Linked DNA regions of Homo sapiens: region 1 is linked to region 2. A link is an interaction called in ENCODE POLR2A ChIA-PET data of the cell type or tissue named here. Cell type or tissue: PC-3. All regions are shown on one strand. Each heading gives the region's core, and the rest is flanking DNA. Links, peaks and the distances in the headings are about the cores only.

What was found. Peaks named below come from ENCODE experiments on the same cell type or tissue, not always from the same donor. Only the 100,000 strongest peaks of a DNase experiment are listed, where the experiment ranks them.
Region 1: POLR2A ChIA-PET joins it to region 2 with 5 read pairs; 2 of 35 experiments call an interaction of 5 or more read pairs at or near these places.

What each region holds. Positions count from the first base shown.
Region 1 is chr5:88,459,995-88,462,816 of GRCh38, forward strand. No RefSeq gene overlaps it. Among named protein-coding and RNA genes, the nearest start is that of LINC02060, 22 kb to the left of the region's middle. In PC-3, for the core only: no CTCF peak of the experiment used is centred there; no DNase peak of the experiment used is centred there; H3K27ac peaks cover 1,410 bases.
Region 2 is chr5:88,321,746-88,324,567 of GRCh38, forward strand. The region is part of intron 2 of TMEM161B-DT (TMEM161B divergent transcript); the gene reads left to right. Among named protein-coding and RNA genes, the nearest start is that of TMEM161B-DT, 54 kb to the left of the region's middle. In PC-3, for the core only: no CTCF peak of the experiment used is centred there; no DNase peak of the experiment used is centred there.

The DNA of each region.
Region 1 (2,822 bases), core at 35-2,534, 140 kb after region 2:
ACTTTGTAAAGTATTTTACAAAGGCAAAAGCACTTTTAACTTATTTTGCAAACGGAGAAGAAAAGATCATTTCTGTTAACCTTTATCTTTACTCAATATTAAATCACCTGACACATTTGTCATTTCCCCCACATTTGGCATTTTCTGCACATTGTTAATGCTGATTCTATCTGGTCATCTGCCAAAGGGAAATCAGGTGTCAACAGTCACTTTTGTGTTTGCGTCCCTACAGGAAATGAAGACATATTCTTTTGGTTTCAAAAAATCCATAAAAAGTGACAAATTCTTATAGCATATTTAAAACACATATTTTTAGGATGCTGAACTTACAAGTGTAATTTTTCCATAGTTGCGTAAGCCAGAGAATAAAGACAGATCTGGAGCCCAAGAATACTTCCTTCAAATATTAGGGTTTTAAAATTCAAATCATTATACATACAGTGTTGGAAAACATGGCCTAAACTTCTTGCCTTTTTTGTAACAGGTAATTTTAGAAGACAATAAAAAAGTAATTCAAATGGTACTGAAAATTTTAAAAATGATACTAAAAGTAAAAATTACTTGATAGAGAAATAATCTATTCAAATAGTCCTAAGCGAATCGGTTTGAATTACCTAATGGTACAAATGGAGATGTATGTTTCTTAGGGGGCCAGTACTGTGAGTCAAGAGCCATGCCAGTTCCACCCTCAATCAATACTGTGACTTTGGTCAAAACCCAGGACCTCTCACGGCTAAGGTACCTTAGCCACACTTTACACAGCGATTTTCATCAGTGTATGATTAATGGTAAAGGAAAGAATATTTAAGCCCATAATAATGAAGGATTGGACCTGATAATCTATCAGGTACATTTTAGCCTGAAATTTATTTGTACACACGCACAAACACAGACATGTGCACACACACATACACATATATATATAACATTTATAAATTTTAAAACATAAAGCTATACTAGAAATGAAAGCTTATATATTGAACTGCCCCACCTTTCTATTTGCAGCCAGCTACCACCCCAGTCTAATGTTTCACTTTATATAAATTCATTTATTCTTTTACTCATTTCAAATATATGATGATGTAACTATAAAATCAACATTTAGTCACTCTGAATAACCCAAAATAGCAAATAATTTAAAAATCACTTCCACTTGACTTTAGAATCTATTACATGCATTGTTTTTCCAGAAAATTTACCTCATAATTATGTTGTGTGAGAGTGAAATGAGTTTCAATTCCAAATTCACACATTGAATTCTGACTGCCGCTTGATGAGAAGCATCCCTGGGTTAACATTTGCCATGTTGCCATGGATAATTAGGACTGATTGCATGTGTTTTTAACTCTAAATTTGGTATCATCTCTTATGAGCCCAGGTTACCATTTACTGATTTATATCCTTTTTTTGGACTTTGTCAGGATCTCATCTTTTCCTTTTACAATTTTTTTAGAATGTGTGTATTCTGCAGGAGGCTTTTCATTTCCATACTCCATATAAGCATTATCTCCTCTGTTTCAGTGAGAGTTACCTAACTTAATAAAAAAGTAGAAAATCCTTTAAATAGAGTGCTCTCACTGAAGTTTACTGTATTTACAAGATGTTATTATACAAGAATAATTCTTAACTGCATCCCACCCCACTAAACCTTCATTGTAAACTGAACTCAATTCAGGTCCACCCAGGTGAAGTCCGCTCTTCTTGCCTAGTGACTTTCTCACTTCCCGGGTCATCTTTCACCATCAGAACTTTGAACAACTCTCACTCTATTCACTCTGCATGTAGGTGCCTTTGTCAGCCTATTTTACTCTATCCCTGGATTTTTTTGTTTTTAATTTTAGAGTTCCTCTCGGCCAACAACCCCAGAAAGTTTGCTTTGTGTATAATAATACTTCAAAGACCCACTTCCCAGAGGTATACTGTATTTTGACTACTGAAATACTATCATCTGGATTTATTAGCCTCTTTATAAGCTGAAACATTAATAATTGATTATGTCACAAAGGTTCAGCCTAATGTTACTTTTAGTATAGTGTTATTAATTGCTACATTTCTAAATATAATTTTTAAAAATATCTGGGGCTTCATTTATGTATTCATTCAACAAATATTAATGACTGCTTGTTACAGACCACCACTGTTCTAGCTGCTATGGGAACAGTAGTTAACATAGCAGATCAAATGCCTGTTCTCCTGGATAATATTTTCTACTCGAGCGAGTTGAACAACAAACAAAAAGGGAAAATATCAGATAGTGATATGAGCTACGAAGGAAGAAAAACAACAGGGTAATGGATAGAATGTGTGCAGGTTAAGATTTAGATTAAGTGGTCAGGAAAGACATCAGAAGAGGTGACATTTAAGCTGACTTCCAAATGACCAAAAAAAAAAGCAAAACAAATGACCAAATGTAAGATCTGGGGCATTAGAGCAGATGCTAAGGCTGTAAGGAGGTGTAAACTTGGCTTGTAAATGGGCAGACTCTCTGGTTGGGATGCAGTGAGTAAGGGGAAGAGTGGGATGAAATGTGGTAGAGGAGGGAAGCAGGGTCCCAACCACATAGGGCATTGTAGGCTGTGGAAAGAGAAAGCAGGGGGAAGCCATCAGATGATTTAATGGAGTGAGGCACACTCTTTTGTTTTTAAAAGATGATTCACTGAGTGGAGACTAGACTGTGGAGTGGCAAAGGTGGAGCCGATAGATCAGTTTTAGGAGGTCTTTGGCATCACTCAGGTGAGAGACAGTGGTCTTGGACTGAGATGGTAGCTGTGGCATGCTGAGGAGTAGACATATTCAGGATATGTTTTGAAAGTAACACTAAT
Region 2 (2,822 bases), core at 82-2,581:
TATTAGAGCTGAGTATAATTCTTAGCCTCTCTTATCTGTGTGGCCTTGATCTAATTACTAATCTAAGTTTCAGTTTCCTTGTGTATAAAATGGGAATAATAAGAATATCTTTCTCATAGGGTTGTGCCAAGGAATAAATAATGTAAAATGAATAAAATAATGTAACATAAGTAAAATATTTCCAGTTTGTGATAAACAGCACAGCATTTAAGTTTGCTGATAAAGGCTTGTCTACCTTATTTTCTCCTATCGTATGTGCACCTTTTGTTTTTGTTTGTTTTTTTGAGACAGGGTCTCGCTCTGTCACCCAGGCTGGAGTGCAGTGGCACATTCTTGGCTCACTGCAACCTCCGCCACCCTGGCTCAAGCCATCCTTCCACCTCAGCTTCACAAGTAGCTGGGACCACAGGTGCCCACCACCACACCCAGCTAATTTTTTGTATTTTTGGTAGAGATGGAGTTTCACCGTGTTGCCCAGGCTGGTCTTGAACTCCTGAGCTCAAACGATCAACCCACCTCAGCCTCCCAAAGCTCTGGGATTATAGGCATTACCACTGCACCCAGCCTATATGTGCCTTTAACTCCATTGTAGAATGCATATTGTGTAGAGTGTATTCTATTTTTTATTATCACATCATGTGAAAAGTTCAGGACTAATTTTAACAAAATTTGACGTTATGTTTATTATGGTCTGACTGAAACTAAAGATTCCAAAATGCAAATAATCCCTCAGGGCAGCTGAAACTAAAGCACAACATGTATGACTACTCTTAGAAGAGGCGTGCCATAAGCAACAAGACACAATGGAAGGGAATAAACAAGCAGTGGTTTCTGAGGGTCAGGGACTCCAAGTGGCAGTTAATTTGAATTGACTGCTTCCCACTTGGGTAACTCTAGGTATATACTCCAGAGGAATTAGTAGCAGGAAATTCATTCTTTTTTAATATAAATTTCTTTTGATAACAATGTATTCGTTATGAGGACATGAGCATGGGAAAGAAAAGCTAAGATGTTAAACAGATGAAAATATTTACATAACTTCAAATAGTTGCAAATACAAAGCCAAGGAGAAGTAGATTGAATTACATTTTCTAAAGAAACTGTCGGACCCAGCCACTGAGCTTTCTCATCATTCTCCATGGTCCCCAAACCTCTGCACCCTCCTGTTCCATCCTCTCCCCCAACCTGGATAAGCAATGTAAAAGCAATTTCAGTGTTTAAGTTGAACTGTGGTTAGTGTAGCTGAGTCACAGAATAAACTGGAAAGAGCCATTCAAGGAAAAAGAAAAACACGTACTATAATTGAAGACAAACATCACTCAGTCTATAACGCATTTTCAGGAATTCATGTATGTGTTTTTATATATAAGATATATAAATATAATATGCATAAATATAGTCACTGGGCAATCAGCAGAAAGTATTTAAGGTAACTTATATGCATTGCCAAAATCTGCGATATATCATATTTTATTTAGTGCATCCAAATACCCCAATTATTACTAAATGGAAGCAAGCTGATAAGCTGCAAGCTATCTCTAGAAAATTGGGCATGAGACTATGTTAGAAATCTTCCAGGAATAGAAGTAAACAGAAAACAACTAAGATTAGTTGCTTGCATATTTTTAGTTAATATTAAATTAAAAATGTACCGGCTGGGCACGGTGGCTCACGCCTGTAATCCCAGCACTTTGGGAGGCCGAGGCGGGCGGATCACGAGGTCAGGAGATCGAGACCATCTTGGCTAACACGGTGAAACCCCGTCTCTACTAAAAATACAAAAAATTAGCCGGGCGCGGTGGCGGGCGCCTGTAGTCCCAGCTACTCGGGAGGCTGAGGCAGGAGAATGGCGTGAACCTGGGAGGCGGAGCTTGCAGTGAGCCGAGATTGTGCCGCTGCAATCCGGCCTGGGCTAAAGAGCGGGACTCCGTCTCAAAAAAAAAAAAAAATGTACCATGTGGTTTTCAAACCTTTGATTTAAGATAATAAACAAAATTTTTGTTTTAAATGTGAAGAGTACCTCCTCCGAAGAATTCCTAAAATAAAACAGAATGCTTAATTACATAAATAACTGTGATAAAGCTGTGTTTCATTGTTATATTTGTCTGGCAATAAATGAGGGATTTCAGTCTTTCATTTGACATCTTTTAGAAGTACTAAATTTACCAAATAAAGTAATCAATCATTTTTATTTTCTTATATACTTTCAGAAAGTAAACAAACTGGTGGTTTTATTAACATTTATTAACCTTATTGTCATGTTACAGATTTAATATTAAATATATTGCTTATGTGTTGTGAAGATTTGAAAAATATATTCTAAATGGAAAGAAATAGGCTATTTCTTGAAAAACAGAAGAAATACAAAACTAAAAAATATAAATGTTCAGTTCTACTAGGATTTTAATATATACCCCAAAAAGCATGTGGTGGAAACTTAGTACCTGATGCAACAGTGTTGGGAGATGGGACCTAATGGGAGGTGTTATGGGAGGTGTGGGACTCTGTCATAGCAGCACAAAACAAACTGAGACAACTTGCCATAAAATGTAAGCATTTTTTTTCAGAGAGGGAGAGAAAACAAAACAAAACAGAACAAAACATTTTTCTCCTTCAATCAGAGTTTTAAAAAAAAATTAGTGGCCGGGTGTGGTGGTTCACGCCTGTAATCCCAGCACTTTGGGAGTCCGAGGCGGGTGGATCACGAGGTCAGGAGATTGAGACCATCCTGGCCAACATGGTGAAACCCTGTCTCTACTAAAAATACAAAAATTAGCTGGTCATGGTGGTGCGTGCTTGTAATCCCTACTTGGGAGGCTGAG